Regions from separate parts of the Mus musculus genome. Here regions 2 and 3 are each linked to region 1. The links are chromatin loops, found by intact Hi-C in ENCODE. Cell type or tissue: heart. All regions are shown on one strand. Region 1 holds the start of Med23 (mediator complex subunit 23). Region 2 overlaps Enpp3 (ectonucleotide pyrophosphatase/phosphodiesterase 3). Region 3 has its middle 36 kb from the start of Gm15270.

The links. Peaks named below come from ENCODE experiments on the same cell type or tissue, not always from the same donor. Only the 100,000 strongest peaks of a DNase experiment are listed, where the experiment ranks them.
Region 2: a loop joins it to region 1, with 6 times the contacts of the local background. A loop is called at or near these places in 6 of 42 quality-filtered maps.
Region 3: a loop joins it to region 1, with 2.7 times the contacts of the local background. A loop is called at or near these places in 3 of 42 quality-filtered maps.

The regions. Positions count from the first base shown.
Region 1 is chr10:24,866,633-24,874,632 of GRCm38, reverse strand. Med23 (mediator complex subunit 23) reads right to left here and starts at 4,647. Exons shown (of 30, transcript NM_001166416.1): 1 at 4,487-4,647; 2 at 4,148-4,179; 3 at 3,882-3,969; 4 at 1,036-1,160; 5 at 1-63. The coding sequence starts at 4,534. In heart, CTCF peaks have their summits at 819 (motif pointing left) and 4,795 (motif pointing left); a DNase peak (open chromatin) is centred at 4,712; H3K4me3 peaks cover 1,368 bases; H3K27ac peaks cover 887 bases.
Region 2 is chr10:24,792,608-24,800,607 of GRCm38, reverse strand. Enpp3 (ectonucleotide pyrophosphatase/phosphodiesterase 3) reads left to right here. Exons shown (of 25, transcript NM_134005.2): 12 at 1,342-1,450; 13 at 2,328-2,456; 14 at 2,818-2,849; 15 at 4,795-4,922; 16 at 6,957-7,023. Among named protein-coding and RNA genes, the nearest start is that of Enpp3, 40 kb to the left of the region's middle. In heart, a CTCF peak has its summit at 3,165 (motif pointing left); no DNase peak of the experiment used is centred here.
Region 3 is chr10:24,627,791-24,635,790 of GRCm38, reverse strand. No RefSeq gene overlaps it. Among named protein-coding and RNA genes, the nearest start is that of Gm15270, 36 kb to the right of the region's middle. In heart, CTCF peaks have their summits at 1,026 (motif pointing left) and 4,942 (motif pointing left); DNase peaks (open chromatin) are centred at 50 and 1,260; H3K27ac peaks cover 507 bases; H3K27me3 peaks cover 199 bases.

The DNA.
Region 1 (8,000 bases):
GCCCAAAGCTGTGTTCTTTCCCATTCAAGAGAGTCAGAGTTTATCAAAGATTCACAAACCATCCTGGGGGGGAGAGAGGGGAAGAACATTCAGTTACAAGAGAGAATCCTAAAGATTCTCTACGGCTATGACCTGTAGATGCTGAGTATTATAAGTGCCATGCCAAACATGCTTTCTAAATCTATACTGTTAAAGTGCCATGCCAAACATGCTTTCTAAATCTATACTGTTAAAGTATTCCAGGTATATGAAATACTTCCTAATTCTTACTTAGAAGAAAGCTCAAACATTGAGTAGAACTAAATGATATTTACTAGGGAAAAAAAAAGCACTCTCATAAGCTGTTGGTAATGTTTATCATCTACTAGGTGGTGGCAGACTGTACTCTTGTCAAGATGACTGCAGTGCAGTCCCATATACTTCTGTGAAGCATGGCACTGATACACATGCCTCAGAGAGGTAGAGGGATGGGCTGTGTTATCTGAGCAGGCTTAAGGCTATGGCAAAGACTCGAAGCTACTTGACTATACTTCTTATTACAAACTTTTGAATTCTACCAGCCTGGGAGCAAGCCAGGTCCCAGGATGACACCGTAGTCACCAGTGTAGTCACCAGTAGACACCTGGATGAAAGCCCCAATACAGGTTCCCAGTAGACTGAGTGTGGGAAGCTTTGCAAGGATTTCAGTCTTCGCCACACTAACTATAATTATGAAACACTATGAAAACAAAACAAGCACTAGGCTGGAGACGACCCACACTTCACAGCTCACAATGCTGTTGTACTGTCAGCCCCAGTTCAGGGAGTCTAGCGCCCTCTCCTGGCCTCCTCAGGAACACTACATACATGGCAATCACTAACAGTGCATATACATAAAAACAAAACAAATTTAAAACAAAAGCCCTGCCTCATGAGTCAACTGACATATGAGCTCCATGCCCCTTCCCATCTCTTGTCTCTGTATAACAACCTCAAAGCAAGTCCGCAACTTTATAACCAAAGGTCTTTCCACCGTTCATCCCCACCCAAACATACCTGGGTGGAAGGAGACCAGTCTCAACTGCCATTGCTAAGCAGTCATAGAGGAAAGAAATTCTTTTGGGGCTGTGTTGGCCATGAATAAATTTAACAATCCACTGAACACACTGTTCATGAGACTCCTAAAAATTAGAAGACACTTTTATTTTGGGCCTGAAGTCATAATTTCTAAGTAACACAAATGCTAATATTATACCTGAAAATCTATCAATACTGTAAATGAAATATTTCACTGTGAATATTTAAATGACTCCAATCCCCATGAACCCAAATCAGAGCCCACCATAATCCAAAGAAAAATCGAACTTCTAGTTTCCCTACGTTAACTCTTGATACCAAAGCCATGCTCACACTGAAGCCTGCCTTCCAGAGCATCCTGGGAGGATCTACACACCTTGCTCCTCCAGATGATCACCACCCATCATCTGATTTAGAATTGCCAATTGTATTTGTATCTTTCTCTCTCACTATATAAACATCTTGAAAGGCCACAGCATAAATCACTAAATCCTTAGGAAATGACTTTAGCAATTCCATGTGCCTGACAGGGGTGCAGCAGGCATGGCACTTGCTGAGTTTGATTCCCAGGGTCCGTATAGTAGAGACTCTCTCTTGTAAGTTGTCCTCTGACCTGTACACAAGTACTGTCACACACATACACACACACACAAACACACATACACACACACAAAGTTAAAATAAAAAGACCAACAAATATTTTAAAATTAAAAATGCATAAAATGTGCTAAATATTGAAAGATAAAAAGTAAATTTTACCAAGATAAAATTTCCCAGTGCTTGATACACAAGGATAAGAAAGTATTACTATTTTATTATATGCCTTCAGGAAATTATATTGGTTGTTGGTATTGATAATGTAAACTAGATAACCCTTATAAGAAATAATTAGGTAATTTCCTTAAAATTATAAATTGCTGGGGTGATTATGAATGCGTATATCTCAGTACTGAGGACATAGAGACAGGAGGGTCATGAGTTCACGGCCAATCTGGACTACAGATCAAATCCCAGGCAAATCTGCGTTACACTGAGATTATATCATGTGTGTTATACACCTCCCCTCCATAACTAAGACAAAAAAAAAAGCTTTTGATTTATACCAATATTATGCCCAATATTCAATCCTATGCCTGATCAATAGTACTACTTACTGTAACACTACTTAAAAGTAGTGGGCCGGCCGGGCAGTGGTGGCACACGCCTTTAATCCCAGCACTTGGGAGGCAGAGACAGGCAGATTTCTGACTTTAAGGCCAGCCTGGTCTATAAAGTGAGTTCCAGGACAGCCAGGGCTATACAGAGAAAGCCTGTCTCGAAAAAAAAAAAAAAAAGTAGTGGGCCGGCGGTGGTGACGCACACCTTTTATTCCAGCTCTTGAGAGGCAGAGGCAGGCGGATTTCTGAGTTTGAGGCCAGCCTGTTCAACAAAGTTCCAGGACAGCCAGGGCTATATAGAGAAACCCTGTCTTGAACACACACACACACACACACACACACACTCACACCCAAAGTAAGTAAAAAGTGAAGAGAAACATCTAGCTAAGCATGGTGGTCTATCCTATGACACCAGGAAGCAGAGGAAGGCAGACTAAAAGTTCAAGTCTAACCTGGGCTACATAACAAAACTCTATCTGGAAAAAAAGAAAGAAAAATTTGAAAGCAAGAAGGTAGTTAATAAATATAGGTGGTAAGGACACATAACAATATGCTACACCGCTATAAGAAGTAAGAAAGAAACTGTAACTCAAAAAATTCCTTGAAATACCTTTAGAACTTATTATTAATGGTGAGAAGTACAGAGCTAACTGCTGACCAATACCTATGGTATATGGTGATTCTATAAAAATAATTCTGAGCCGGGCGGTGGTGGCGCACGCCTTTAATCCCAGCACTTGGGAGGCAGAGGCAGGTGGATTTCTGAGTTCGAGGCCAGCGTGGTCTCGAACTCAAAAAGCAGAAAATAATAATAGTAATAATAATTGTGAGCCTGAGGATGTAGTTCAGAGACGACTGTGTGCCTAGCATGTGGACACATGTTCACATGTTCGGAGACCAGTGTGTGAGGCCCTGTGTTCACCCCCCACACCCCAGCACTGTTTAAAGAGAAAAGAACGAAGATGGCTTTATAATCCTAGAACTCAGGACACAGAGAGACAGTCTTATAGCTAAACAGTTCTGGGAACACAAACTAGGATGCTGGCTTCAGACAGGAAGGGCAGGTGGCTGAGCTAGATCAGGAAGACGGCCAGCGTGTGGAGCTTGGTCACGCTTGCCTTATATATTTCAGGTTCACGTCAAAGCATGACCTGTTGAAAATAGAAAGTTTAAAACATGAACATATTGCCTTTAGGATCCATAACTGGGTGGCAAATTTTATACTAGCTCACAGGCACAGAAAGCCCAGCGGCTCACTTCTCTGTCTACAGTGCATCATGAGAAATACTACTCTAGTGGGGACTCTATCACAGTGTCTTTATGAGGACATATTTATAAATACTGGGCCATTTTTTGAATAGTGACATTTTTCTTTTACGAGAAAAGTTTAGCATATCTGTTTCCATTCAAAGCCAATTTATACAAAGAGGATAAAAACTACCTTACATAATATAACATAGAAGGAAATTTTTAAAACATTTCCCACTGCAATCTTATTACCTTGAACTTTTAACACAGGTTCTCCAGTAAGTACATTTACATAAAATGACAGCAGTCTTATTTTTCCCTTTCCTAAACGATCTTAAGAAAAAGATCAAAGAAGATGTAAAAAGTAAAAAGGAAGGCGTCAAACGTCATTAAGTGGATGTTCAACATGAAATGTCTCACCTGAGAAAGTCCACTCCAAAACTGCCGGAAGGCCGCCAAGCAGCTAATTAGTTTTGTTTTTTCATCCTCGGGGGTATCCATAAACATTCTGAAAAAACAAAAATCACATTATCTGCTGCTAGTTTTAAACAGGTACACATCCTGCAAGGTAGATTTTTTTTAACTCCTCAAAACCAACTTAAGTGGAATCTAACAAAGATAAATCTACAAACAACAATTAAAAAAACACACACACACACACAAAGATCTGCCTGCCACATACTCACCCTGGGAAGGCCTCTTCTATAATTTCTGTTTTCTGCAAACAAACAAAAACTAGTAAACGATCTGACTACTAAAAGGGGGCGGGGTGGGAGATGTCCCCGAGAGAAATATTCCCGGGCAATACAGATAGAGCACGACACTTTTATGGGGACCGCGGCGGGAACTAACAGCACTTTCTTAGATCTGGCAGCAGTCCGGGGATGGGGGGACCGCCACCCCGGTTCAGACGCCTATGTCAACATAGGGGCGGGAAAGGAGCTGGCCCAGGCCCGCAGCCTGGAGCCGCACGCAGCCTGCACTTCCCGGAGCCATGGCTCTGGCTTACGGACAGTGGCACTCACCACCACCTCCTCGAAAATGCTCTGCAGTTGCGTCTCCATCGGTACCATCGAGCCCCGGGCTCCCGGGGAACCCGGCGACAGACGGGTGAGAGCCAGGGTCGGGAAAGAATGGAGCGGAGGGGCGGAGCCACCAGCAGGAAGCCGCCGCTCTCTCTTGCTCTGTTACTTCCTTCGGTGCCAGGCGAATGAGCCCGCCCGGTGCTTACCCGTTACCAGCCCCTCTGAAATCTGTATCTCAGCCTGTTGGTTCCGCTCGTAGAGGTGACCCCGTAAGCTGACAGCGCTGCTTGATCCCGGGCAAGGCCACCCTCTCCTGGCTGGAGCCGGAACTGCGACCTGTTTGGAGTTTCATTTGCAGATCCGAATCACAAGGGCTGTGGCCAGAACCAAGTGGGTGACTGTCAAGAGCTGACCTCGTGAAGCAGTTGATACCACGTTATTCTTGCCCAATAGGACCCATGTCTTCACTATGGTACCCTCAGTTGCTAGCACAGTGATGGGCGTGTCGTCATCGTTTATTGAATGTTGAAAAAAAAAAAAAGAATAAACCCTTTATTGTTAATTCGCAAATAAGTGGCGGTACTAAGTACATCATTTTAAAACAATTTTCCCATCATCCTGGTAAATTTCTGAAAACTTTTTTTTTTATTGTCTTAGTATGAAGAAATTTTTGTCTATCCAAAGGCTATTCGTCAATGTTTTCTTCCAGAAACTTTGTTCTAGCTTTGGTATTTAAGTCCATATTTTTTTAATTGGTTTTCATGACTGGAGATAAGTTCTCACAGGACTTTTCCCTCTTTGGGGAGATGTAAATAAATGTTTATAAACCCTAAATAGAGGACATTGACAGATTAAAGAAAGGATCTTGCCGGGCGGTGATGGTGCACGCCTTTAATCCCAGCACTTGGGAGGCAGAGGCAGGTGGATTTCTGAGTTCAAGGCCAGCCTGGTCTACAAAGTGAGTTCCAGGACAGCCAAGGCTACACAGAGTAACCCTGCCTCAAAAAAAAAAAAATCTCATTCAAATCCAGCTTGGTAAAACAATGAGCTTATTATAGTTTCTTATAGAAGCACGTGACTCGGGTACCCTCATTACTAGGAACTCCTACCTCAAGCATAGATGACTTACAAAAAGGCATACCAGTGTAGTACCCTCCCAATAAAATATTTAAATTTAACACAATGTTGGAGAATTAGAGGGGCTTCTGGGGAATCGTGTAAGGACCATCTTGAGTTTCCATGGCGTCTTCATTTTATTTTATAGTTTTGAGACAGGGTATTTTGTATCCCAAGTTGACCATGAACTTACTATGTAGCAGAGTGACCTTGAATATTTGATCCTTCTATTTCTCATGGCGAGAGATGGGACGCCCCTGAGACTATCTGCCAGGAAGAAGTGTTGGGTTAGGTTTCAGATTGGACCTGGGGTTAGGGTTAGGTGTGCTAGGGTTTGGGTTAGGATTGAACTCAGGGCTTCCTGCTTGCTAGACAAACAGTTTACCAGTAAAGACACATTCCCACTCCCATCTCTCATGTGGGTTTCAGGCAACTGAAGCTGCTCTGCTCTAACAGTGAAGCAGGCACTGCTTCCTGAGAGCTTATGGGCAAGAAGCTGGTGATTTTCCAGTCATAGTCTGGCAGAAACTTAGCTTCCCAACAAATGTAAATGATATCCAATCACTGTATATAGCATTGTTTACTGTACCATAGCTACTGAGATGAACTGTTTAATTTTCTAGTTGAAGAGTAGCCTGAAAGACTTAACATTCAGTGTTCTGTTTGCTGTGGACATGATATGAAAGACTGTGTAGTTTAAATAATAGAGATTTATGTTGATGTTGATACAAATCTGGAGGACAGACAGTCTCCCTGGCTGGTAGATGGACATCTTCAGCTTTCTTGTTGTCTTTCCTTTTTGTGGCTGAGGTTGCTATTGTTCCTCCATATTCTCCTCCTTTTTTTTCCTCTTCCCATGTCTTCTGGTCTGTGATAAGGTCTTATGTGCTCCTAGGCTTGTCTTGAGCTCATTTTGTCAAACTGCCTTCTAAATATGTAGGCTTACACTTATAGACTTGTAGTAATGTCAGCCTTTAGTCAGAGAAGATACCAATATCCTGGTGTATACTTGCTAACTAGCCCTGAGGTCCCACCCCATACTGAGTAGCTATATTCTTGAATAAACAGGTTAAATGATGTTCGGGTCCCACCCTTTACTGAATAGGCAAATCCTGGCATAGATAGGCTAAATGATCTTCAGGTCCTACTCCTTACTGGGTAGATATAAGTAGTGGTTTGGGGGGACGGAAAACTCTTTCATTTTTGAAGATATGGAGTTGTCTATGCTCTAGTGCAGGGGTTCTCAACCTGTAGGTTGAGACCCCAACAGGGGTAACAAATCAGATATCCTATATATCAGATATTTATAGTCTATAACAGTATCAAAATTACAGTTATAAAGTAGTAACAAAATAATTCTATAGTTGGGGTCACCACAAAGAGAACTGCATTGAAGGGTTGCAGTTTTGGGAAGGTTGAGAACCACTACTATAGTTGGTTGCACTATATCTGTGTGTGTATAAGCAGCCCTAGCTAGACCTAGTGGGTTGTAAACAAAATAAGGCATGAAGCTGGGAGGAGGGCATGCTGAGGCAATACGAGGAGAATTGGAGCAGCAAACGGGGATAAATCGGATCATACTTCATTGTATACATCTATAAAATTCTCAATAAATTCACAGATAAATTTTTACATTTGTTTACATATGTATGTGCAAGTGCCACGGTGTGAGTGTCAAGGTCAGGGGTCAACTGTGAGGTCAGGGGGCAACTGTGGGTTCCAGGGATTGAGTTCAGGTCACCAGCATTTGCCTGAACCCCTGAGCCATCTCCTTGGCCCTGTTTAAAAGAAACCCCAACTCTACTTCATACTTTGTTTTTTCTGGAAAATATTTTCTGGGTTAAACCCAAGGATCCAGTTTTTTCTCAGTGGAGATTTACTGAAGGATTCAGGGCAATATTCAAGTTGATAAGTCTTCATCCCTGGCACCACGGATATTTGTGCACAATCACTCTGTCACAGCCTCCTGAATTTCTTCTGGGCATCTTTCTCATGTAGCCAGTAACTAGGTGATAACTCAGCAGGGACTCAGTCTCCTAGAAGCTTTGCTGTAGTCACTTCTGGTAGCAGAAAATTAAACAGTATTTTCTTTCTTTCTTTCTTTCTTTCTTTCTTTCTTTCTTTCTTTCTTTCTTTCTTTTTTTTCTTTAAGACAGGGTTTCTCTGTATAGCCCGGGCTGTCCTGGAACTCACTCTGTAGACCAGGCTGGCCGCGAACTTGGAAATCCTGCATCTGCCTCCCAAGTTCTGGGATTAAAGGCGTGTACCTCCACTGCTCAGCTAAACAATATTTCTTAATATAAAATACTAGGGACAGCATGCAATGACAGGGACTGCCAGCAGTAGTCTGGGATGGAGACATCTCAGTAGTCCGAGGCAGCTCTTTGTAAAAAATAGT
Region 2 (8,000 bases), 74 kb after region 1:
CTTCAGTAGAATACAAAGTCAGGAGGGGACCAAGTCATCCTGGAAAGCACATTAGACACAGACGGGCTTCAGTGCTGACAATGCTCAGAGCCTGGGAGAGCACCACTGTAGAGAATCATAGGGAGGAAGGTTTCATCTGAGGGAATGGTGGGCCTTTGGGAAAGTATTCCTGTGTAGAGCTTCCAGGCAGCAGGATCCTTGGAAGCTCCCAGTGCCCTGTGTCTGTCTGCAGTGCAAAGAGAAGCTGAGCTTTCTCCATCCAAACCATACCATAACTACTCTATCCTTTTCATAGTATCATTCCCAATGCTGCTTGCTTTCTCCTTCCGTGGACTATAAACTCCTAAAAGATGCCAAGGCTGGTTAGCAGTGTGGTGAGTTAGGACATATGGTTCTCACCACGGGATGTCCAGTGGCTGCAAGGTATCAGGTGCTGGGGGAAGAGAAGAGCAGAACTGACTCTTGGTGTGCTTGGGAGGGTAGGATAGAATGGCGATGGGGAATGGGACACTGGTACATACGACAGGGTGGACAGACTCGACTGTAACACTCTGAGACCAAGAGTCAGGTGAGAGTCTTGGACTTAGTGATAGATTAGTCTAAGAAAGGTCATGGGTTGGGTTCCATTCTTTGTCTCTTAGTAAGTAAGTGTGGGGCCCTTGGCTTGCTAAGCCTTTACAAGAGGACATTCCAACTGCACAAGCCACACCCAGGACTGGGTTCTCTGAAGATTTCATATGATAATACACTGATGTCTTTAGTTCTACCTGATTTGTAAAATTCTGCCTCTAAAGAAGAAAACAAAGATAACAAATAGTTGCAGTAACAGTAAGAGAGACAACACATTGCTCTAACCCTTGACTGTGATATTCACCATGTCACTAAGAACACCCTGAAAAACTACAACTTTGAAATTTCAGCAAACTTTAGGTCATTTCAATGTATAATATTGATAAAGTAGAGAAAAATCATGAAACACAGAGACTTATAAACAGTTAAATGGAAATGAACCCCAATTCACTAGTCAGAGACAAGCATTGTTTATATAACTTGATATATCTCTGTTAGCTTCCTGTGCTCTTGTTTTTACCCAGAAAGGGTGAGATGCTTACATACAAAACCATGGCTGTGTAGTATGAATGGTTGACTTTACAATTTGATTTTCTTTGTTAATGTTAACAAGCTATCTGAAAATGTTTTTTCTTTGTTTGGTTTTTTTTTGTTTGTTTTGTTTTGTTTGTTTGTTTGTTTGTTTTTGTTTTTTTGCCTGATTGGGTAATTATTCAGTGAGCTTAAACAACCTGAAATGACAGTTTTAACCCTCAGTTCCTTCTCTCTTAGGTAATTAAAGCCTTGCAGTCAGTTGACAATGCCTTTGGAATGTTGATGGAGGGTCTGAAACAGAGGAATTTACACAACTGTGTCAATATAATCGTTCTGGCTGATCATGGTACGGTGGGTTTTTAAAACTACATTTTAATCATCGATTCTATTTTCCCTCCAAAGATAATGCAAAAGTAGCAGTGCTATTTTAAATATCTGAATGTCTAGATATAGATGCTACTGAAGACACAAAGAATGGATTTTGTGTTAGATAATGGGGGGGGGGTCTAAAGTTTCCACTTTAATTATTTAATAGTCCTGAATATCTGTCCACGTGCTTTTTTTTTTTCCTGTGAAATAGTTAATAGTAGCTCACAAAAATGTGGTCCACTGGGGCTTCAAAGTGCTTCTTCAGGCTGCCTTTCAGCAGTGACTTCTTTGCAGCAGTTGGCTGTGCTTTCTTTCGGGCAACTGCACTTCCCTGCATGTGCGAGCCTTACCAAGCTCCTGTGGACAGGTGTGCGCTTAGCATCGTTCTTGTCTACAGAAGCCCCCTAGCCTCTTGTTTCCCAGCTCGAGGTGAACTCTTGTACTAAATAGTGCAGTAAGGCACACCCCCTTCCTGCAGGCAGGCCGTGCATTCACACACATGAACCTTGCCCCATCGATTCCCACTGCCTTATGTGTGTAAAGTCTTTAAAATGATTTCCTATATCTTTGCCTGCTGTTTCGGATCCTTTAATTTATTGGTATTAAATGAATGATCATCTGTGCTCCCTGCTGAGTCTCACTCCATGAACATGGCTCTTCTCATCCACTACCTCCATTTTCAAGTTCTACCATTTAAAGAATAATAATAATAATAATGAATTAAATTGTATGGATTTTCAGTTTGCCTGTGTCTGAGATGTGTAACATAAAATATCTGACAATACCAAATGTTATCCTTTATCTACATCCAACGAGGTTTTTACTTTATTTTATTTTATTTTATTTTTATTCAGGAATGGACCAGACCTCCTGTGATAGAGTGGAATACATGACAGATTATTTTCCTAAAATAAACTTCTATATGTATCAAGGACCTGCTCCTCGAATCAGGACTCGTAATATACCTCAGGACTTCTTTACATGTAAGTATGAAGGAGAAAGGAGGAAACGTTGAAAAAGTAGCCGATGCTACCACATTCCGAGAGCATGTTGAGACCATAGCCTCCTTTTTGGCTTTTTGGAGAAACCACACAGAAGCTCTTGAGACATCCCGAGTTTCAGAATACATGCTCTGTGCTGCTCTCTCAAACTGCTGGGCAAAAACTATACTGTATTCCAGGCTCTAATTCTAAAGTAATTTCCTGACTTAAATAATTTTTATTCAATTATTCAAGATGACAATTATTGGTAAATAAACGTGTGGGTCAAAGCTGCTATAACTATGCACTTTTTTTTTTGGTGTGATTTATGTGTAATGTGATTTGTCTTTTTGTTTTGAAACAGTTAATTCTGAAGAGATTGTCAGGAACCTCAGTGTAAGTCCATTTTAGAACATTTTACGACATATTTCTATGTTTAAGATCTATTAATGTATTAATATTGTATTTAAAGTACAGTGGCAAATATATTCCTATTGCTTAGAATTTATGAGTTTATTATTGCTAGGAATGACACTAAATTGTTGTAAGTATGGGTGGCCAGAAGTCAGAAAAAAAAACAAACCCTGGAAGATGGAGCAAACTATCAGGATAAAGAAACACAGTGGTCAATGTCACCCGGAACCTATTGTAAATTCAATGAGATGCTAGCACTGAAATCCTTCACGTGTAAGCAACCTCTCCCCCTACTGGTGAACTGGTGAACTGCATGCGTGCTGTGTTCACACAGGGAGGCACACTAAAAAATTTCACCTGGACTCTCAAAAATCCACTTACTGTCTGTGTTCCATCACTTAAAGAGTTGTACGCAGCTGAAGTTCTTTTGGCCAAGACTCCCTGTCCACAGCATCACACTGCAGGCTGCGTTTCAGGCTGAGGGTGGAGCTGCACAGCCTGGGAACGAAGAAAGGACTGCTTTCTCCAAGTGGTCCCTATTCCCTGGGAAAATGTAGTAGTGCAGTCTCAGCCAGAATTGGACTGGAGCCTCCACAGAATGCTAACGATGATGAGAGACACATTTAAACCTTAGATCTGATGGCTTCGCACCAAAGTCTCAAACACAATAAGCCCTTGCTTCCTCTGAAGCAGGCACGCTAATCCCAGGGTTCTCTTGATCTGCCTCAGCTGCACACGGAGGAAACGCGTGAATAAAAAGTGGCAGAAGTGTTCCATAGACACTTCCTCTCCTCTTTCGTCGATGATTTCTCCTCACTCTCCCATTCTGATATTTCTTTTAAAGTTTGTTTCTATGTTAAACCTCAAAGTTCCTCATTTTTCTCTGCACACTACCAACCAGGGAATAGTGACACAAGCATGCTCATAAAGATGGGGTATTAGGGCTTGACGTCTGTGAGAACAAAACTGAGAGGAATTTTCATGTTCTCACATTCTCGCTTATGTTTATTTTCTCCCGTTTTATTTCTCCTGAGTTTATGAAAGTTCCTTTGTAACTATTCCTCATCTCTTCATTTTTATTTTACACGAATAGATACTAGTGTGGTTTTCACTTTTAAAGTTTTAAAATAGCAATTATTGAAATTTTTTGCATAAAATTTTACTTATTTTTGATGAATCCATGAACTCTTCACAAATAGAGGAATATATATATATATATATATATATATATATATACTCAATCTGCTTAAGGTTAGACAACCTTTTTGATTAAATTTTTGGTATAATTAAACTAATTTGTATATGTGTCCATATCTACTAACATATATAAATCTATTTTATATGTCTACTAAAATATATAAATCTCACTTTAAATCTACATACCTCATTTTCCAGTTAAAAAAAGGGAGGAGAAATTTGTGGAGATTTCAGATAAATACCCATGAATACAAACATAAAAGAGACCTCAAACAATCAATATTTAAGTTTTGTCATAATGACTGTAGTAATGATAACTATGATTACTATATTTGGTCATGTGGATAATAGGGTAATACTGCTAGTTAATTAGCTAATCTTAAAGCTACTTATTTTGAAATTTTATTGACTTATTTTTAATTAATGTGCATGTGTTCCTGAATGGGTTGATTGCGCATGCGCTTGCAGGATCCTGAGGAAGCCACAAGAGGGTATGGGATCCCCTGGAATGGAGTTATAGGTGGTTGTGAGCCACCATGCGGGAGCTGGGAACTGAACCCAGGTCCTTGGCAGGCACAGCCAGTGCGCGTCACCGCTGAGCCTTCACTGCTCCTGCCCGAGTCCACTTACTTCTAACACTTGCTTAAGTGCTTGCCTTATGTTGAAATATTAAAAGGCAGTCTGCGTATTTGATGTGCCGTGGGAGAAATGCTTGTATGTTTTTTTTCAGTGTCGAAAACCTGACCAACACTTTAAACCCTACTTGACCCCTGATTTGCCGAAACGACTGCACTACGCCAAAAATGTCAGAATTGACAAAGCTCATCTCATGGTGGATCGGCAATGGCTGGCTTTCAGGTTTGTGTCTCCCCATAGGCTCCCAGCAGACACCTCTGGCTGAGAGCTCCTTAAGCTCTCCCCCACCCCACCCCCGAATCCCCTGTTGTTAGGGGTGAACTTCTCTGACCCTGACATTTCTTTGGCTTCTTCCTGCTAACTCAGCACTTCTTTATTGGTAATATTCGTGTTGGGAAAAAAAAAAACCTAATCTTTTGCCTATCAAGTGCTTTTCCTTTGTTTAGTAAACTTTGTAATTGACTGTGTGTGTGCGGTGTGCAATGCATTTGGACATAGGTTGCCTTTCATCCAGTTGTGTGGTTTTTTTATCCAGGAACTGAATGATCAGAGGCAGGGGAGAACCCCTACATTGTGATAAATAAATTATTTCTACAACAGTAACTGAGGACTTTTTAAAGCGACTTTTGGGGAGCACGAGTGTCAGCTTTTTTTCTGTTACAATGGTAGCTGTCAAGTACCCACCGGTACCTGTCTAAGAACTAGAAATGATAAACAGGGGTATGTAAGCACTCACCTGAGGTGTGTGACGAGGCAGGTAAAATTAGCATAACTGCTGTTAGACCCAAGTACAGGATTCAAGGATACAAAAATGATGGGTCACACAAGTGTCGTCAGGGAACACTTCTGGGAGCATGGCTCTTTACGTGGGTTCAGAAGATTCAGGGAGGGCTCCGAGGAGTGTTGTGCCCAGAAGATCGACCATGGGCAGTGGGGCACAACTATACAAGGCTCCAGGAGTAGAAATCAAGTCCTGCTAGCTAAGTAAGAAGTAGTGGGCTCACTTTCTTTGCTGGGAAATGTCTCTTGCTAAGAGCCCTGTGTAATATAAGATGGGCTTCTTTAGCTCTGCACAGTTGCAAAGCACGTAAGGGTAGAGAAGAGATTCCGGGATGGGAGGAGCAGGCCCCAGTCATCACTCGTGGGTTCTACTGCCTTGAAATCATGACAGAAACTGCTCTCTGAAGAGTGTATTCAGTGTTATGGCAGTCACAGGGAAGTGGTGGAGTTCGGGGATGATGATATTAGTTATGCGACATATATGTATTATATATTATATATATGTGTGTGTGTGTGTGTGTGTGTGTGTGTGCGTGCGTATACTTACATAATAACAATAAATAAATCTTTGGGCCAGAGCAAACAGGGCCCAGAGTGAGCAGTGTTGGAGTTAGCAGAAGTCCTGAGTTCAATTCCCAGCAACTACATGATGGCTCACAACCATCTGTACAGCTAGAGTGTACTCACATACATAAAATAAATACTTTTTAAAAAGATTTATTTATTTATTTATTTTATGTATATGAGTACATTATACTATTGCTCTCTTCAGACACACACTAGAAGAGGGCATCTGATCCCATTACATATGGTTGTGAGCCACCATGTGGTTGCTGGGAATTGAACTCAGGACCTCTGGAAGAGCAGTCAGTGCTCTTAACCTTTGAGCCATCTCTCCAGCCTGATCATGGGTTTTTTATTATTCTTCTAGACTTCTCTGCTATAGATCAGGAATTACTATTTCCCCAGGTACCAAAGCCTTATTACTAAATTACTGAATTCTCAATCATATTGAGCTTGATGGACAAAAGTGAGTTTGAAGATGAAATCTTACAAACTGTCTATTGTATTTCATGTTTTGTTTGTTTTTGTCTATGTGTGTATGGACACATAGGCCATGGCATGTTTGTGGAGGCAGAAGACAGTTTTCAGGAGTTGGTGACTAACCTGAGTTCAGGCTAGGTGGCAAGTGCCTCTATCCGCTGAGCCGTTTCCACCTACCCTGAAGGTGAAACCTTTGAATCGTTCACATTAGTGTTCTTTCTTTGCCATCTTTGAATTCTCCTTGTAAAAGCTAAAGGTCTCGTTCTCTTTGTCCTCCTCTTTGGTTTTCTGTTTATCAATGGTTGTGAATCTGAGCATGTAAATAGATATACATATACATATCAGTATATAATCTAAATCTAAAGCTTGACTTAGAATAACATCTCACGTCTCATGTGCAGACCAGTGTATAGCAATGCTGTCTTTTTGCAGGAGCAAAGGGAGTTCCAATTGTGGTGGAGGAACACATGGCTACAACAATGAGTTCAAGAGCATGGAGGTAAATTACTGCAGCTTTTAAACAGAAACAAGTCAACAGTGAGAGAGGAAAGGACTGTGCGGCAGCAGGCATACATGCTTTGGCATGGAGAGGAGGGCTGTGGGGCACAGAGGAAAAGCAGGACAGTGTAAGGAGCTGCTGGGGAGGCTTCGGGGTAGGTGCCTTTGAGGGTGCTATGCAAGTTTAACTAGTGTGAAAGAACTGGAAATTCCAGGGTGACATTTAAGCAGAGATTTGAAGGTGCAACAATTAATTTTTCCAATCTTGAGGAAGAATGAGTGTCCCATGCAGAAGAAATAGCCAACTCAGAGGCCCTTGTTTGCAGTTCATCCTTTCTTGGGAACAAAAGAGCCTTGGCAAGCTACCCGAAGGTGTTCAACTACGGCTGCTGTGAATTGGAAGGAGAAAGCCAGAGGATAGCTGGGCCCACAAGTCTGAAGTGTATATTAAATGTGAAACAAGAGATGTCGAATGGCAGCTCAGAGCCTATGCTGGAAATGAAAGCTCAAGTCTCAGGCATAGACACAGACAAGGCTCTGTGCTGGGGGTTCAGTACAGACACAGGGAAGGACCAGGTACTCGGTGCAGGGCATCTCTACTTGAGGAAGCCGTGGAGAGAACAGCGACAAGCAAGGAGACATAGAAGTTGGCGATCGATAGTGAGGAAGGACAGGCGGGGTTTGTGGAGCTCTGGAGCCCAGGAAAGGGATGGTGGAGAGGAGCCATGATAGAAAGCTAAGCTCACACTCTTCCTCCAGAGCAAAGCCTTGTGGTTTCTTCAACCTGATTTCCCTGCCTTTTGAAAAATCAATTGTTTTGGTTACACCATTAACCAAAAAGAACTCTGTTGCTTTAGTTGTCTGCAGTCTTAAATGACGAGATCTGTTAAATAATGTCAAGTTAGAATTGATTAATTAAATATGAATCGAACACTCGGGTCCCTTTATCCCGTAAGTAGTGAAGAGGTGCCAGAGAAA
Region 3 (8,000 bases), 240 kb after region 1:
AGAAGGCTGTCACTGGCGGTAAGGAAGGAGAGAGAAAACAGGAAGTAGGGATCAGGCTACAAAACCTCAAGGCCCGCCCCCATGTTTCCCCCTGTTCAAGCGCAGTCTCTCCTGCAGGCTTCATGACTTTCCCAAACAGCACCGTGAGGTGGGGCCACGTGTTCAAATACAAGCCTATGGGGAAGACATCACATACAAACCACGGGGTGATGTGGTTATCAGTGTAAAAGATTATTAGCTCCTACAGGGGCCCAGGGATCTGCCATGATCTCTTCTTAAAGAGAACGTCATCACCACAAACTTCCTAAGACAACAGATGCTGACGAGGACAGACCGGCCACAGACACTTCCCTGCCTGGACTCTATGCTGAGCCTGATATGACTATAGCCTTTGAACTGGTTCCCGGAGCTGATAAGGTTTATGGTCTGCAAGTGTTCTGTTTCACGGGGACTGTAGGTCAGTAGTGCAGCAAACTTTTCCCAGTGGTTACAAGCATGTTTTCACATTGACATATAATTTTTCAGATATTTATTGTCATGTTGCCAAAGTCACAAGTTACTAAAAGCAGAAACAAACTTTACATCCATTTCTGTCTAGGACAGACCTTCAAAGCATGCCCAGTGAGCAGATAACATTGGGTCATTCCTACCAAAACATCCACTTGAGGGCACACACATTGCAGGAAGGTTAGGGCACAATTGCACGGGAAATACGGTTGGTATTTTCAATTTCTGTATTCATTTAATTCTGACTATTTTTTTTTTTTTGAGTCAAGGTCTCTTGTAGCCCAGGCTGCCCTCATTTCCTCTGAAGAAACTCAGGACCCTTCTACCTCCCATGTGCTGGGATTTCAAAAGCAAGCCTTCCACGGCTCCAGCTTTAGTGGGTTACTTTTAAAAAGAAGTTTATTTATAGATACTGTACTGGTGCACAATCAGAATATTTTTTAAGTTAAAAAGAGTAAAGTTGCCTTTCAAGGGCCTTTTACAATTGGTTCCGTGACTCCACCCTGGAGAAAGCCTGCTGCCCTCTGATGGAGGAGGGAAAAAAGCCTTTACTGGGCTTTGCCTTCTCACACAAAGCACACCACAGAGCTGCAGCACACTGCTGGCAGAGTTGCACACACTTGACAAAGGTGGCCGTGTGTGCAAGTGCCTGGGTTATCACACCCACCGAGTCACACCAGACCTTCTGGAAAGAGGCAAAGAGCTAGCAGCAACCAGACAGCAGCTGGGACAAGCCAGCTGTCATCTGCTTCTGGGTATCTTCCCAGGGAGGAGAAATATTTCCCCACTACTTCCTGTCTGTGAAATCCAAGGTCATGGGATGAAACTAGGCTCAGGTTCAGAGAACTAACAGTGCTGTGTCGCCACAATCATCCTATCCGTCGCTGTCCCATGAAAAGCTGACAGAACCAAAAGGCTTCTTCGAGATGAATCACGTGATGGTGCAGCTGACAACTCCTATTACACCCACTCGCAGCAGGCCAGGCGGCTTCTTTCCTTTAAAATGTTTGTGCTAGCGGGGCGTGGTGGCGCACGCCTTTAATCCTAGCACCCCTGGGAGGCAGAGGCAGGTGGGTTTCTGAGTTCGAGGCCAACCTGGTCTACAAAGTGAGCTCCAGGACAGCCAGGGCTATACAGAGAAACCCTGTCTCGAACCCCCCCCCCCCAACAACAACAACAAAAAAACCCAAACAAGCTTTTGTGCTAAACGACTTCCCTGATAAGTCTGTAACTGGAACACTCTCATTCTAACCATGGCGAGGAACTTTAGCCTCTAAACAAGATGTCATAGTGTTTGCTTAAAATCACATTTATCACGTTAAAGTTCACTCATCAAAGTTTCCGTCTAAACCAGAATAATGCCTTCTAAGTAAATTTATTTTCGATTTTATTTTAGTGTGTGTGCACATGTGTGCATGTGTGATGTATGTAAGATGCTCCAGTCCCCAGTCCTTTAAGAAAGATTCTCTCACTTTATTAAGAGCTAGGTTGACAGCCAGTGATCCCCAGTAACCTGCTTTCCCTGTCTGCCAGTGGGGGATTAAAAGGACGCGCCTGGATTTTTACATAGGCTTTAGTGATTTGAACTAAGGCCTTCAGTGTTCACAGCAAGTGCATCTACCTACTGAGACATCTCCTCAGATCCCCAGAAGAGATCTTGAAGTGAATGTGCTCTTGGTGCACCGGGAGCAGAAAAATCACTCTAAAGAAAGAGCAGAATGGATCGAGAAAGACTTTACTTCTCGACGGAGGAGTGAACATGTGGTCTATGATATTCATGGGAAACAGAAACGTCAACAAACACAGGAAAATCTTTTCACTCATTTATGAAGTCACATTTAAAATACAAAACTATTTTTCTGTGCTTGGCACTCGAGAATAGACGCAAAATGTAAAGTTTCAGTCATGGCAAGGGAGGTGGGACCCTGAACAGGCATAGCCTGGGGATTGTTACACAAACTGCTGGATGCTTTCTGAGGGTGAGCTGACAATTTGTTTCAAAACACAAATAAGAGAGAGGCTGGGAAGGAAGAAAGGAGGGGAAGGAAATAAGGGCGACAGTATCAGGAACTGGAGGAGATTTGAGAGAGGTACAGAGGGTCAGGAAATCAAACAAAAATCTACAGCAGGGGGGATGAGGAACTGGGGATAGCCACTGGAGGGTCCCAGACACCAGGGAAACATGAAGCCACCAGGACCCAATGGGGATAACTTTAGCCAAAATGTGCAGAGAAGGGGGAGATAGAACCTGTGGAGACCACCTCCAGTAGATAGGCATGGCCACTGGTTGAGGGATGGGGCCACTCACCCATCTCAAAGTTTTTAACCCAGAAATGCTCCTATCCGAAGAAAGAAAGAACAGGGACAAAAAAATAGAACGGAGACTTGTGTAGCCTTAGTGAGATCAGATAACCAATTTCTATCACATACCTGTCAGAAGAGGGGATGGATGAGTGACAATCCACAGCCTGTTTCTTTCTCTTTTTCTTTTTTTTTTTTTTTTTTTTTTTGGTTTTTCGAGACAGGGTTTCTCTGTATAGTCTTGGCTGTCCTGGAACTCACTTTGTAGACCAGGCTGGCCTCGAACTCAGAAATCCGCCTGTCTCTGCCTCCCAAGTGCTGGGATTAAAGGCGTGCGCCACCACGCCCGGCTTCTTTCTCTTTTTCTTTTTCTCTCTTTCCCTTCTCCCTCTTGCTCTGGCCCCCATTCCCTCCCACCCCCCTCACTCGCTCTGCCCCTCCCCCTCGCTCCGCCCTTCCCCACTCCCTCCCCAGACCCAAAGGTTTCTATTTGTTTCTCATTACAGGGGGTTGTGAGCCACCATGTGGTTGCTAGAATTTGAACTCATGACCTCCAGAAGAGCAGTCAGTGCTCTTAACCATCTCACCAGCCCTCTTTTTACTTTTTTTTTAAAAAAGAGATTTATTTATTATTATATGTCAGTATACTGTAGCTGTCTTCAGACACACCAGAAGAGGGAGTCAGATCTCATTATGGGTGGTTGTGAGCCACCATGTGGTTGCTGGGATTTGTACTCAGGACCTTTGGAAGAGTAGTTAGTGCTCTTAACAGCTGAGCCATCTCTCCAGCCCCCTTTAATTTTTATCTTTTGAAATTAAAATATAATTACATAATTTTCTCCCTTTTCATCGCTCCCTCCTACCATCCCCATGTAGGACACCCACCACCCCTCATGCTCTCTGAATACTTTTCTTCTTCTATAAGAAGATTGGCAAGATAAGTTGGAGCCTCGTCTGTATTTCGGAAGCTTTTGATGTGGTTTCTCCAGAGGGGTGGTGGTGGTTTACGTCATTCTTGTGCCCACCTTTTCCTTGTAAGACAATCTGCCCCTTTGGAAGTATTCTGCCCTCTAACCCTTGAGTTGTGTGAAGGAGACTAACTATAGTCTCCTATAGTCAGAGTCAGTTGCCACAGTTTTACGACATCGTGACCTTAAAACCCAGCACGCAGCGTTGGCAGGTGCTGCCCATCACCGCCAGAGTCCGTCATGCAGATCTTTCAAGTAGATTCGGTGTAATTCCTAGGCTAGTTGGCATTTGGAGAAGCACACAGATATAACAACGAGCAGGTCTGGCTCTGCTTCTGTACATGTATTTGTTCCTTAAAGAGACCCAAGCCATTTCGGTATGTGTGCTGATTCCATATTCCTCTATAGACAGCAGCAGGACTCATCGCAGCCACTGATACGTGAACAGAAGGTGGCGCGTGGACACACACAGTGAGATGCCCTTCTCCTACATGTTCCTGCTTGGATAGACTTGGAAGGTGTGGGTCCGAATACTCAGATGAGAGAATCTAAATAAGTCACATTTGCAGACACAGACAGTAGCATGGAGTTTGCCTGGAGTTAGGGAAAGGGGGCGGGGCATAAACAGTCATTCAGTGCTTTATAGGATGAAAGCATTGTTCTGTTTTTGAGACAGGGTTCTCTATGTAGGCCTAGATGTCCTGGAACTCACGCTGTAGACAAGACTGGCCTCGAACTCACAGAGATCCTTGCCTCGTGAGTGCTCTGATCAGAGGTATGAGCCACCATGCCCAGCCTAGGATGAAATTTTTTTTGATATCTTGTCCTAAACAATGATAATATATTTAATGCTACTGAAATGTAATTTGCTTCAAATTAGTTAAAATTAGAATTTTATGTTTTGATTTATAAACCATCACTTAAAAAAAATCACAGTGAATGTGGAAGGTTGCGTTGCTATGACGGATGTTAAGTCCTGGGTACAGATGGAAAACACGCTTGATTGTTACTAATATGAAACAAACAAACAAACAAATCACAAGAAATGTAAAAAACCGCCCCCATGTAAGAGCATCAGGGCAGAATGAATGTGAGCTGCAGAAAAAACTAAACAGCGGTCGCTCTGCGCTGAGGAATTGTTCGCCCCCTGCTGGCCAGTCTTGGAATTGTTCTGCTTAAAGAAAAAGGATCGTAGGAGCAAGACCGCTTTCAGTAAGTTGTCCTGTTACTAAACGATAAGAATTTTCATTCACCAAAATGTTCTGCGTATAAGCATCAAACTCCTACACCCATCCCTGAAATCACTCATCCATTCCTTTGTTTACTAAAATGAACGCACCAGCCTTCACTAACTCTCACCACGTACATAGAGACACACAATGCAACCTTTTGAAAGCGTTCCCCACTTGGCACACCTTCCTGTGCCCAGTCCCTTTATGTTACTTTATATCAGCAAATAAGGTCCTTGACGTGATGTACAACTCGGGTTACTCATTCCCCTCGGATGGGCATTTTGTGGAAGATTTCTAGTTTTTAATCTGTTTCATATAGAACAACTATGGGGTTCCCAGGTTTTGTGTGAACAAAATGTTTTTATTTCTGTGTGTTTAGTGACCATGAAGAGAGTTGCTTTGTTACGCAGTAAGTGCGTATCTGGGTCTTTATTCCCCACAGCAGCTGTAATACTTTATATGGTCACTTGTTCTAAATCCACGTATTTTTCACATTTGCTTTTATAGATATCTTATAGCAGTCAAAATTTGTACAGTTTCCTACGGGTGTTGAATATATTTCAATGGGACTATTTACCATTTGTAAATTCTTCTTTTAAAAATATCTTATTATATCTTTTGCATACTTCCTGGAAATTACTTAATTTTTTTGTTACATGCTGATTTTTTTTTTCAAATTCTAGATCCGGCGCTGCAGTAGTTGCAGATATATTCTCACACCATGTGCCTTCTTTTTCAGACTCTTATAATAGGATCTTTTCCATCACAAATACTTTAAACTTTAGTTAATTTTAACTTGGTTTTATTTTAATTTTTTTCTCCTACGAATTATAATGTTGAGTCAATGAGATAATTTTTCATCAAGTCTAGATCCTGAAGATTTTTATCTATAATATCTTCTAAAACTTTTACAGTTTGGGGTCAGATTTTGAACCATCTGTAAGGTTTAGATTGAGGTTCATACTCCTCCCTTAATAACTCGACCACTGCATGGCGAAATGGCGTTCTCTTTGTACTGACTTGCTTGTAGGCCCTTGTCAGGAAGAGCTGGGTGTATTTCTGTGGACTCACATTGGAGTATCTATTCTGACTCCTCAGTCTGTTTATCTGTCTGTCCTGCTGTGGATATCCTCCATTCATGTTGAGTGTTAAAATCAAGGAGGGTGAATCCTCCCAAGCTTGCCGATTCATTTTTATATCTGTTTTGGATGCTTTTGTTTTATCGATCTGCACAGACTCCAAGACACTGATGGCTTTCTCAAAGCACACATCCTGCTGAGCCTTGATAGTGAAGGGGACAGATGGGGACACTTTAAGCTCTAAATGAGCACACTTGTACTTCATACTGTTGAAAAGGATAGAGGCTCTTGTCTCTCTTGAGTCATGAGAGGCCATTTGTACTTCTCACTGTATGCAGGAATCTGGACGCACACACTGTGTGCTGCCCAGAAAGCGCACATTGTTAACTGACGGGAGTTAATCTTTAACCTAAAGGTAACTCAGATAATGGTTGGGAAGAATGGTGACTCAAAGGCTGGCCTGGGTGTATAAAACTCCCTACACAGGGAAGGGTGATAACAAGGAGGGCGGGCAAGAGGAAATAAGGACAAACCCACCAGCATGACGAATCCAAAGACAAGAGGAGCAACGTGACCAGAGAGGCAGGACTGAATGGTCGGTGTTCTGGTTTCTTATAAAACTTGTTACTGGAGAAAGTCATGCTTCTCCACCAGGTTGCCAGCCCTCTGAGGGAAGCACTGATCCTGTCTGCTCGTTGGCACCCATACCGAGGGGCAGCAGGGGTTTCTATTCTGGTTATAGCTGGAACAAGGCAAAGTGTCTATGTCCCGATAACTCTCTGCCACTTCAAACATGGTGCGATATGCCCGAGCCAGTAGAATAAGGAAAACGGAAATAAAATAATACAGGCTCAGAAAGGAGAAATGAGACTAAGTTTATAGGTGTCACAATTGTTTACATACCCAAACCCCAGTGAGCCCACCAACAAACAAAATAAGTCGCTGGAGAAGTGGTTCTCAACCGGTGGGCTACAACCCTTGGCACGGTCACATATCAAATATTTACATTAAGATTCATAACAGTAGCAAATTGTTATGGATTGTGAAGGTTGGAGGTCGCCACCGCATGAGGGACTGTGTTAACTGATTGCAGCCCGAGGAAAGTTGAGATCACTGCTCTAGCGCCACAGAAAGAATTACACCAGTGCAGTGACATGGGTGTCAGTTAGGGGAGAGGTAAAATTTTTACTCTGTCGATCAGTCTGTGATTACAACTGATCCAGTCTTTCTTTTACGAGTGTCTGGAGTTTTCAGCACATTTATCTTTAATATATACCCAAGTTCTCATTTTTTTTTTAGCAGTTGTACGAAGCATTATGTTTTTTATTTTTATTTTTTATTTTTGACTGAGTGACTACAAAGACTTTATTAAATTATTGCAGCAGGAGGCAGTGCTAATGCAGAAGAGGGACATGGTGGTGAGAATGCTTAAGCAGCCTCAACAAAGCCACAGAGACCTCAACCTGTCCAAGCTGGTGCTATAGAGTCAGAGGATGGGCACCACGGGAAGAGATTTCAAGTTAGCCCTGACAACAGCACCTCAGCTCTGCGGGGACATCGGCCAGGGTCCTTTCTGAGGGCGCTCGAGCCTCCAACTGGAGGAGAGTTTGGGCCAGTTGCTCTGAGCCTCCAAGGAATTCCCCCCCCCCCCCCCATGAAATCATCTCACAACCAAGGCAAAGCTACATGCCACGTCTGACACTACCAATTGCAAGCTGGGTCCCTGGGCTATAGGAATGGGGGCAGCCCCCGCTGGGCTAGGCAGACTGGGAAGCGGGAAGCGGGGCGGCTCCTTTGCTCCAGCGCTTAAGAGTCCTTATGGGCCGCTGCTTTATAGTCTTACCAGCCTCAGCCCAGTTCAAATAGTCACTAAACTTTGTATTCTACGCTTACAGAATTCCACAAACACACCC